Linked DNA regions of Homo sapiens: region 1 is linked to region 2. A link is a loop called in an ENCODE intact Hi-C map of the cell type or tissue named here. Cell type or tissue: heart right ventricle. All regions are shown on one strand. Each heading gives the region's core, and the rest is flanking DNA. Links, peaks and the distances in the headings are about the cores only.

What was found. Hi-C counts contacts between places; a loop is a spot of excess contacts. Peaks named below come from ENCODE experiments on the same cell type or tissue, not always from the same donor. Only the 100,000 strongest peaks of a DNase experiment are listed, where the experiment ranks them.
Region 1: a loop joins it to region 2, with 2.9 times the contacts of the local background. A loop is called at or near these places in 14 of 110 quality-filtered maps.

The regions. Positions count from the first base shown.
Region 1 is chr11:14,378,370-14,383,752 of GRCh38, forward strand. No RefSeq gene overlaps it. Among named protein-coding and RNA genes, the nearest start is that of RRAS2, 22 kb to the left of the region's middle. RefSeq lists a silencer at 2,554-2,848 and an enhancer at 2,753-2,972. In heart right ventricle, for the core only: a CTCF peak has its summit at 3,135; a DNase peak (open chromatin) is centred at 3,072; H3K4me3 peaks cover 997 bases; H3K27ac peaks cover 1,547 bases.
Region 2 is chr11:14,452,465-14,457,847 of GRCh38, forward strand. COPB1 (coat protein complex I subunit beta 1) reads right to left here. Exons shown (of 22, transcript NM_001144061.2): 22 at 5,048-5,383. The coding sequence ends at 5,360. Among named protein-coding and RNA genes, the nearest start is that of COPB1, 45 kb to the right of the region's middle. In heart right ventricle, for the core only: CTCF peaks have their summits at 2,758 (motif pointing left) and 2,958; no DNase peak of the experiment used is centred there; H3K27ac peaks cover 761 bases.

The sequences.
Region 1 (5,383 bases), core at 56-5,055, 74 kb before region 2:
GCTATAAACATGTTCTGTGCTGTGTGGCTCACTGACCACCCTCCACTCCACACAGCTGATTGGCTCAGGGGTGGACATCTGATCCAGAGTACCCAACATCCTTTGAGATGCTTATTGCAAAACTCTCTGCTCAAACAGGGGTGAATTGGTCCAGTAAGATTCTCATCCTTTGGAATCAAAATTGGTAGAATACCAAGAGAATCAGGCAAATCGAATCAGGAGCTGAAGTTTAAAGAATACACAGAATGGTCAGGCATAGTGGCTTATCCCTGTAATCCCAGCACTTTAGGAGGCTGTGGCAGGAGGATCATTTGAGGCCAGGAGTTGGAGACCAGCCTGGGCAACATAATGAGACCCCGTCTTTACAATAAATAAATAAATTAGCTGGGCATGGTGGCATGCACCTGTAGTCCCAGCTACTCTGAAGGTTGAGGCAGGAGGATCACTTGAGCCCAAGTTTGAGGCTGCAGCATGGTATGATTGTGCCACTGCACTTCAGCTTGGGAGACAGCAAAACGTCTCAAAAAAAAAAATACTTAGAGAATTATTTGGCACAGTGGCTCACATCTTTAATTCCAGCACTTTGGGAGGTTGAGATGGGAGGATTGTTTGAGGCCAGGAGTTCCAGACCAGCCTGGGCAATATAATGAGACCCCATCTCTATAAAATAAAATATAAAAATTAGGCTGGGTACGGTGGCTCACACCTGTAATCCCAGCATTCTTGGAGGCCAAGGTAGGTGGATCACCTGATGTCAGGAGTTTGAGACCAGCCTGGCCAACATGGTGAAACCCCGTCTCTACTAAAAATACAAAAATTACCCAGGCATGGTGGTGGGCGCCTGTAATCCCAGCTACTCGGGAGGCTGAGGAATGAGAATCACTTGAACCCGGGAAGTGGAGGTTGCAGTGAGCTGAGATCGCGCCACTGCACTCCAGCCTGGGTGACAGAGTGAGACTCCATCTCAAAAAAATAAATAAAATAAAACAAAATAAAAATTAGCTATAATCATGTCACTGCTCACCAGCAGCCTGGGCAACAGAGTGAGACCCTGTGTCTTAAAACAAAAAACGAAAACAAAATATAGACTATGTCATCAAGCAAGGGCCATGAGAGGCTATGAACTCATGTGTTATAAGGAACCAGAAAATATTAGGCTAAGAAAAGATAGAGTACAGTGTGAAGAAGTCAGCCAGGTGAACAGAGAGACAGAGGTAGACACAGAAAAAAAGGAAAGCCCAAAGAGTAGCTAACTTAGGTAAACAGCAGTGTTAGACTGAGGATCAAGAATTCTAGAGAGATGCCTTAGATTCAGAACAGCTTTCTAGGTCCAGTCCTACAGGCTTAGCTGGACTCCAGCCTCTTTTGGCTAAATGGTTTCAATGAGACCCTGTAGCCAGTGTGAGTATGCATTCCTGGGAACCATAATAGTTTAGCATAGCTGTAAAAATTATCTTTGCATATAGAGAGGGACAGGAACATGAACAAATAAAAACCATCCATTTGTTAGAGAAGGATTTTTGTGGATATTTCTTTTGAAGAATTCATTATTGTTGCTCTAATGTTGTTTTTACATTAAATAACAATTTTGTTTTAAAACCACTGTGGAGCTCCTGGGATAAAGCCTTAAGTATGTGTGTATTACTGACTTTGCAATACTGGTTTCCAAGAATTTATTTTAAGAATATAATCAGAGATAAGGCATGAAAATGTAAATTCTTGAATCCTTATTATAGCATTGTTGTAGTAGAAAAAAATGGAAACTACTTAAATGTCAAACAACAGAGTATTGGTTAAATAAATTATGATATATCCATAGAATGGGATGCTGCACAACCATTAAAAAATCATATTGTAGGCTGGGCACAGTAGCACATGCCTGTAATCCTAGCACTTTGAGAGGCCGAGGCGGGCAGATCACTTGAGGCTAGGAGTTCAAGACCAGCCTGGTCAACTTGGTGAAAACCCGTCTCTCCTAAAAATACAAAAATTAGCTGGGCTTCATGGCACGCACCTGTAATCCCAGCAACTCAGGAGGCTGAGGCAGGAGAGTCGCTTGAACCTGGGAGGCAGAGGTTGCAGTGAGCCGAGATCACACCAGTGCACTCCAGCCTGGGCGACAGAGCAAGGCTCCGTCTCAAACAAACAAACAAAAAAAATCGTATTGTAAAAGAATATTGGTTGGTACAGAAAATGTTCATGATTTACTGCTAAGCAAAATACAACAACAACAAAAAAAAACTTACAAAATAATAACTACAACGTGACACCCTTTCTTTTGTACAGAGAATAAAGCATGCTATCACAGGCATAAAATACTGAAGGGACAGATACTAACATGTTAACAACAGTTGCTCTTGGGTTGCGAGGCAGGGGTAGTTAGAAGAAATGTTTGTATTTTTCCTTTATACTATTTTGCTTTTTTCGTGTTTTCCTACCTTGAGTACCTTGTTTGCCTAATTAAAGAGGTGGGGAGAGGAGGAGATTTCCTCTCCCGCTTTTAATTTTTTTTTTTTTTTAAAGAAAATCACGCTGACTGTGTGCCTAGGAAACTATTGCCAGAATTTCCAACATCTCCCACAGCCCGGTGCTTGGGGAAACCAGAACTAAGTGAAAGACTTTCTCTCTGAGAGCAAAGTGCGCAGGTGACAGGAGAGAAGGGCAGAGGAAAGAAATGGGTTGGACCGATCCGAGAACGGGCAGGCTGGCGTGCCGACGGTCGCCAGCAGACAGCCCTCTCCCTAGCGGAGCGCTCGCCCCAGCCTCTGCCCAGAAGGCCCGGGGCGACGCGCTCGGATGCGTGGCTCCGGAAGGGCACTGAGCTAGAACATGCTGGGGCACCGCGCGGGCACCCAGGTGCCGCTGGCGCCGCTGACGAGGGGTGCTAGCAGGCTGTGCTCGAGGAGCTAGGAAGCTGTAAGCCTGTGAAAAGCCAAGCCAACCAGGCAGAGCGGCTCCGCAACAGCTAGCCCCGGCCGGGGCCTGCCCAGCGCTGCGTTGACCGCCGGAGCCCGCGTGCCGCTGCAGCGGAGCCATCATGAAGCGGCTCCCTGGCCAGGCCGTCCTGGCAGCCCGCCCGCCCCGCCCGCTGCGGAGCAGTGCCCGGGGAACGAAGGCAGGCGGGGATCATGTGCTGCGCGCTCAGGAGCCCTTGGCATTCCTCGCGGGGCGGCAGCTCTCCCCTCCATTTCCACCCAGGGGGGCTATCGGTCTTACTTTAAAAAGACAAAAACACAAATTACGGTGACGCAAAAGAAATATAAAAACAGGAGTCAGAGGACCTAGATTTGATTGTCAACCCATGTGACCATGAGCAGGTCACATTCATGCCTCTGCTTCCCTATCTGTGACATGGATATAATGATCCTATTTGTCCCAAGAGGTAGCCGTGAGTCTTATTAATGAAGATACAAATGATATAAGAGTAATGAAAACTGCTTTGCAAATTATGAAGGATAAGCTGATGCCAGTCCCTGTTCGCTAGATGTATACATTTCAGGACTTCGTAGTTCTTTAATTTTGAATGTTATTTGTGTGTATTGGTAAATCATCACTTTCCACTTTCCACAGTTTAAAATGGAAGACTATAGTGCAGTGATAGCTTAGAACTGGGAAGGAAATCAGGTCCAAAGCAAAGGAGAGCACACACCTGCCAATATAAAGATCAATAACATTTCTGACACTGGGTTTGGAGTTGAGTTCTGAGTTTCACAGCAGTCAAAGTGTAAAAGGAACCACGATCAGATGTTGTACTCATTATCAGAAAAGATTAGTACAGAGGAGAAGGTTAAGCAAGACAAGTGCCCTCAGGAAAAAATGGGATGTTCTCTAAATCCGCATTCCCCAAGTATCAGTCGTTTACATACCATCTTCATGTGTTTTGCTGTATTTATATGCCACATGTACATTTAGTTAACGAATATTTTTTCTTTAAAACAGTCTAACAAAAAATATTTCCTAATAAAAAATATATATTACTCCCTTAAGTGTTTGTTCTATATTTTCCCTGATATAATTTACTTTATTAAGAAATACATAACCATTAAATTTAAAATGTTCATTCTCTAACCACCTAATGTCATCTTATATGCCACGTGTATTAGTCCGTTTTCACACTGTTATAAAGAATACCGGAGACTGGGTAAGTTATAAAGAATAGAGGTTTCATTGACTCACCATTCCGAATGGCTGGGGAGGCCTCAGGAAATTTACAATCATGGCAGAAGAGGAAGGGGAAGCAAGGACCTTCTTCACATTTGTGACAGGAGGAGGCAGGGGGAAAGTGCCATACTTCAAAACCATCAGCTCTTATGAGAACTCACTCACTATCACAAGAACAGCATGGGGGAACAACCCCCATGATCCGATCACCTCCCACCAGTTCCCTCCCTCAACACGTGGGGCTTACAATTCTAAATGAGATTTGGGTGGGGACACAGATCCAAATAATATCACCACGTAAGATGTCCGAGTGCATAATGTGTGCAGGCTATGTATAGCACACTTTGGGAAACTCTCTTCTTCTTGTTTGATGAGCCCCTTACAGAGCCCATCATGGCATGTCCACACTGACAGAGATCCTAGATATCACCAGGGCCAATTCCCTTTGCAGACTCTACTAGCAGACAGAGGCCCAGCAAAAGGACCAGACTTGCCCAGGATAACCCATTATGGGAGGGACAGGCTGATGCCTCCTAACCTCCAGTCCTATGTCTTTGGCTCCCTTTACACACTACCTCTCCCTAGGTCCCTCCACTCCCCCTACCTCCCACCATCCTGTTGACCCCTCAGTCAGGGCTTGTGCCCATGAGAGCCTAATAATATGCCCCTGTCTGAGTCTAAGAGAAGGTAAGTTGATACAATTTGGGCGGCACCCCAGAACCACCTTGGATTCTCTCCTGGTCTCTTTCCTTAGATTATGAACTCCAGGAGGGGAAGAGCCATGATTAGGAGGTTGGTGTGAGATAGCAGGTGAAGAGGCAGAGTTATATAGAGCTCATCTTCCCAAGTAGGTACTGAATAGGCTTTGGACAAATTGCACAGGATAAAGAGAAGTAGCCAGAAGAATTGTAGAATTTCCAGGGCTCAGAACTACTATCAGGCCACAGCTTCTGGTGGGGCGGGTTGTACTCTGAAGGAAGACACCTGCAGAGGAGGCAACTCAGGATCTCCTACCTGAGGCTGAGGCAGCAGGCAGAGAGGAGGCTGTTTTAACTGGGCTCCCAGAGGAGCTGCCTTTCACAATTTGTTCACCTGAGGGGTACCTGCTTGTAATATGCTCTAAGGTGCCATATGAGCTAGCAGAGCCTACATGGATCCCAAAGAAAATTATGGCAGTCAAGGACTATGAGGTAATAATCTGAAACTCAAATGGGTCCTCTGG
Region 2 (5,383 bases), core at 202-5,201:
TTGCACTCCAGCCTGGGCAACAGAGTGAAACTCCGTCTCAAAAAACAAAACAAAACAAAACAAAACAAAAACAAAAAAAACTACACAACAAATAGTTACAGAGTCAAGGGCCAATGATACCTCAATTGAATAATTCTCAAGACATGAAGATTCTTTTAAGTAAGTTACTGTGTAAAACGTACATTTTACAGTGTAAAATGAAGACCTAAATTCTGAGGGAAGTATAAAGATAATGGGAACAGGGTTCAGTCTCCTCTGAAAGGTAAGGAAGGTCAATGTGGGAAAAAATGGAATGAATACATACTGATGAGCATCTACTGTGTGTTAAATATTCATAATAAGTATCATTTCATGTTCATATCACCTCTGTGAAATACACCTTAAAAGCACCTTACAAATGAGGAAACTGAGGTACAATTTATTAGGCTGTGGTGGCAATGTGTGACTAGTTACAAGGGCTTTAGTGTCAGATACCTGGCTTTATATCTGAGTTTGTCTCTTACTATTAAACCTTGAATAAGTGACTTAACCTGTTGTAAGACTGTAATCGTCATCCTTAAATGATGGTATTAACAGTATTTGCCTTAGAGGATCATTGTGAACACTGTAAATGTCATGGAAAAAGCACTCACAGTTATACCCTGGCACAAGTAAGCACTGACTAAGTTAGCTATTTACCATTGCCTGAGACTACATAGCACATAACTAGCAGATAGGATTCCATACTTTCCTAATTCTAAACTGAACTTCTGCATCATACCTGGTTACTTCTGTAGGCTCCTGAGATCCTGGAGGTAGAGAATGGAGCTGGGGACAGTAACAGTGATGGTGTACTGAGAATCTGGGAGAGGAAAGTAAGGCAGGAGGCTGGTATCCCTAACCGTTTTGAGGACAGCATTCAGAACTATTAAAAGACAAGCTATAATTTAAACTCAATCTTGATTTAAGAGAAAGGCTATACATTAGCTGACTGGAACATTCATCAATCTGGAAGGAACAAGTCACAAATAAAACTACTTAGTTTACCCAATACATAGCACAAATATTTCACCTCTGATATTATTTGAGTTTCTAAAGATATTTATGTTTTGGTTCTCTTACCTTTCTGATATCCCTAAAATGAGTTTTTGTCTCCCACATTATTTCCCACTTAAGTAGAAAAGTTTCTGACAGGTAGCAAAATATCACTATCAACCTTGGCATTTTTTTTTTTTTTTTTTTCTGAGACAGGGTCTCACTCTGTTGCCCAGGCTGGAATGCAGTGGCATGATCACAGCTCACTACAGCCTCAACCTCCTGGGCCTTATCAGTCCTCCTACCTCAGCCTCCTGAATAGCTAGGACTACAGGTGCATGCCACCACGCCCGGCTAATTTTTTAATTTTTTGTAGAGACAGGGTTTTGCCATGTTGCCCAGGCTGGTCTTAAACCCCAGGCTCATGCCATCTGCCTGCCTCAGCCTCCCAAAGTGTTGGGATTACAGGTGTAAGCCATCGTGCCCAGCCAAAGTTGTTTTTAAAAGAAGAAAAAGCAAGTTTTCTATTAGTGAGGTAAGCAAACAGCTTGATGTATCTGCCAACTATATTAACTTCCTTCTCTTTGTTCTCATTTACGAATTACCTTGCTAATAGAAAAATAGCCAGGTGCAGTGGCTCACGCCTGTAATCCCAAAACTTTGAGAGGCCAATGTGGATGGATTGCTTGAGCTCAGGAGTTTGAGACCAGCCTGGGCAACATGGCAAAACTGTCTCTACAAAAAATACAAAAATTAAATTAGCTGGGCATGGTGGCATGTGCCTGTGGTCCCAGCTACTCGGGTGATGAGGTGAGAGAGGTGGAGGTTGCAGTGAGCCAAGATCGCACCACTGCCAGACCCCGTCCCAAAAAAAAAAAAAAAGGCCGGGCACCGTGGCTCACGCCTGTAATCCCAGCACTTTGGGAGGCTGAGGTAGGCAGATCACGAGGTTGAGATTGAGACCATCCTGGCCAATATGGTGAAAACCCATCTCTACTAAAAATAGATAAAAATTAGCTGGGCATGGTGGCCCACGCCTGTAGTCCCAGCTACTCAGGAGGCTGAGGCAGGAGAATTGCTTGAACCAGGGAGGTGGAGGTTGCAGTGAGCCAATTGTGCCACTGCACTCCAGCCTGGTGACAGAGCCAGAGTCCGTCTCAAAAAAAAAAAAAAAAGTTTTTTAAAAAAGGAAAAATAATCTTGCTTTTTCTTAAATTTTTTTTTTTTTGATGGGGGATCTCTTTGTTGCTCAGGCTGGTCTTGAACTTCTGGGCTCAAGTGATACTCCCACCTTGGCCTCCGAAAGTGTTGGGATTACAGGCATAAACCACCATGCCCAGGCTCCTTTAAAAAAAAATTTTTTTTTAAAAGAGAGGGAGTCTCACCCTGTCACCCAGGATGGACTGCAGCGGCACAATCATAGCTCGCTGCAGCCTTGAACTCCTGGTCCCGAGAATTTCTCCCGATTCAGCTTCCCGGGCACATGCCACCATACCAGGCTAATTTGTAAAATTTTTTTGTAGAGACAGGGTCTATGTTGCCCAGGTTGGTTTTGAATTCCTGGCCTCAATCCACCCTCCAGCCTTGGCCTCCCAAAGTGTTGGGATTATAGGTGCGAGCCACCACACTTGACCCTTTTTCTTCTTATAAAACAACTGAGTGCCAATCTCTTCTAATTGCAAAATGAAAAAAAAAAAAAAAAAAAAAAAAAATCACTGCACAGAGCTCCCTCTAGTGTTGTGACATTACTGCAATGTAAGCCATTTAATGCTCCTGTAAGCTTTACAGGTTTATCCACATTCAATACATTAATATATTAAGCTTTCATTTGGTATTTAATGTTTATTCTCTACCGGACATCATGGTCCTAATTATATGGTATCTTATAATGTGAACAGCTACTATCTTTGAATGTATATTATATCCCAAATAACAGGGCATAGTGTAAACAGCTTCTTTCAACAATGTGCTGCTATCCAATTCAGTTCACATTTATTACATGCACAAAGCTAATGAAATGCTAATGAAGTAAACAGTTTAATGTATCTGACAATTGTGTTAACTTCTTTGTTCTCCTTATTTATGAATTTAAGAAAATGGCAATGTGAGGCAATCTGATTCCAACAAAAATGGCCTGAATATGTCAGGCAGGCAACTTTCTAAGAGTATCAACCGAGATATATTCTAGGATGTACACAGGCATAATTCCTTCAGATATGAAATGTGATACTGGTTAACTGTGATTACAACACTAATATCATTAACAGGCTAAGTCACTTTTCCTGTCCCATATATTGTCAATAGGTCATGGAAAAAGGATTCCCTGGTAAAGTAAGGTTAGGATATACTGGGTTAAACCAAACTAATCTGCTTTCCTCTCAGAATCTCTGGTATGCTAATGTACATTGTGAATCTCCAGTGCAGGACAGTTTGAAGCTTTTCCCCAACTTACTTGACTATGGAATTACTTTTTCACTCAGAATATCTAATGACATCTAAGGAAGCTAATGTTCAGTAGAACAGAGTTTGGGAAATGATGATCTAATCCAAAGTTGCACCAGCTCCTTCGCTCTCATTGCAAATCTCTACCCTTGAATCGACATCCCTTCTCTGCACTTCCAGTATATCTTTCCCATTTGATAAGCCCTGGCTTTGTTCTAAGATCTCAGTGTTCTGGAATCTCAAATGCCCTGTAATCTAGGCTTTTTTTTTCTTTTTTTTTTTTTAAAAGCAAGTGGCTTCACAGTTTATGACATCATACAAGGTATCAATCTCCTTATACTCCAAACAAATCATTTCATTCTTAATGAAATAGGAGATGCTTTCAGTCTTTCACAGACCTTATCTAAGGACTCACAGGGAATGCAGCCTGAACCCTAGCTGGTAGACAAATAATAGCCTTAAGTTTAGACTTAGCTAAAAAATCAGACTACCTCAATCACCCCCAATGAAAGTAAAGGCCAAAAGGAAAGCACAATCAGACGCTGGGAAACTTAGCTTGGAAATGCATTTGGAATTATACTGCAGTGTGATGGTACCCAGTCCTAGTGTGAAGTGAGGAAAAGGAGACGAGTGAGTAAGGCACAGAGGCAACAGAGAAAAAGGCAGCTTTTTGAATCCTCTCTAGTTGAATCCTCCCAGTACCAGCTTCAGTAATTGGTTAGAACCAGTTTTATTCCTAACAAACATAGAACACCCTAAACTAAATGTGAGTAAGGCACGGAGGCAACAGAGAAAAAGGCAGCTTTTTGAATCCTCTCTAGTTGAATCCTCCCAGTACCAGCTTCAGTAATTGGTTAGAACCAGTTTTATTCCTAACAAACATAGAACACCCCAAACTAAATGTGAATGATTAAAAAATCTATTTTGGATTATCTACTCTTCATTATGATTCAGGATAATTAAGAACAGTATATCTATTTCAGTTCGGGTACATAATACTTCTTTAAACTGCAGAGCGATCTGTTTTCTCAAGTTATTTTGGGCCGGGTGCGGTGGCTCACGCCTGTAATCCCAACACTCCGGGAGGCTGAGGCGGGCGGATCACGAGGTCAGGAGATCGAGACCATCCTGGCCAACATGGTGAAAGCCCGTCTCTACTAAAAATACAAAAAATTAGCCAGGCGTGGTGGCGGGCACCTGTAGTCCCAGCTACTTGGGAGGCTGAGGCAGGAGAATGGTGTAAACCCGGGAGGTGGAGCTTGCAGTGAGCCAAGATCACGCCACTGCACTCCAGCCTGGGTGACAGAGCCAGACTCCATCTCAAAAAAAAAAAAAAAAGTTATTTTGATACTTTCTCCCTGGAGCTAAATTCAAGAGCAAATCCCTTCAAAACATGATAATGCATTTTTAGAGATAGCAATGTTGGAATATTAAATAAGTAAAAAACAACCAAGTGAATCAAGGCCTACCTTATTTTATATCATTGAATTTGTAAATTCTCTTAATAAAGCTGCATATATTCACAACTCAGTAATTTAAATTTATAATAGAAATTTATAACCCAACTAAAAGAAATCCATTGCCATATAACTAAAATTATGTAATCATTTATTTATAAAATAACAAAAATTTATGAATAGATCTGTTTATTGTACTGTGAAAAGGGTCTTGGTACATGAAACATTATATACTTTGAGGACAGCATTCAGAACTGTTAAGACAAAAGACAAACTATAATTTTAAACTCAATCTTGATTTAAGGGAAAGGCTATAAATTATTGGCTGAAAAGTATTCAGCATGAACTCAGATTCTATATAAGCATGAAAGAGTACAAAAGATGTTGGAGTCCAGTAAGCCCATACCTAAATTAACTGTAAAGCTTCAAGGACTTTTTGTTTATTTTTATATACTAGTTTTCTTCTGTGA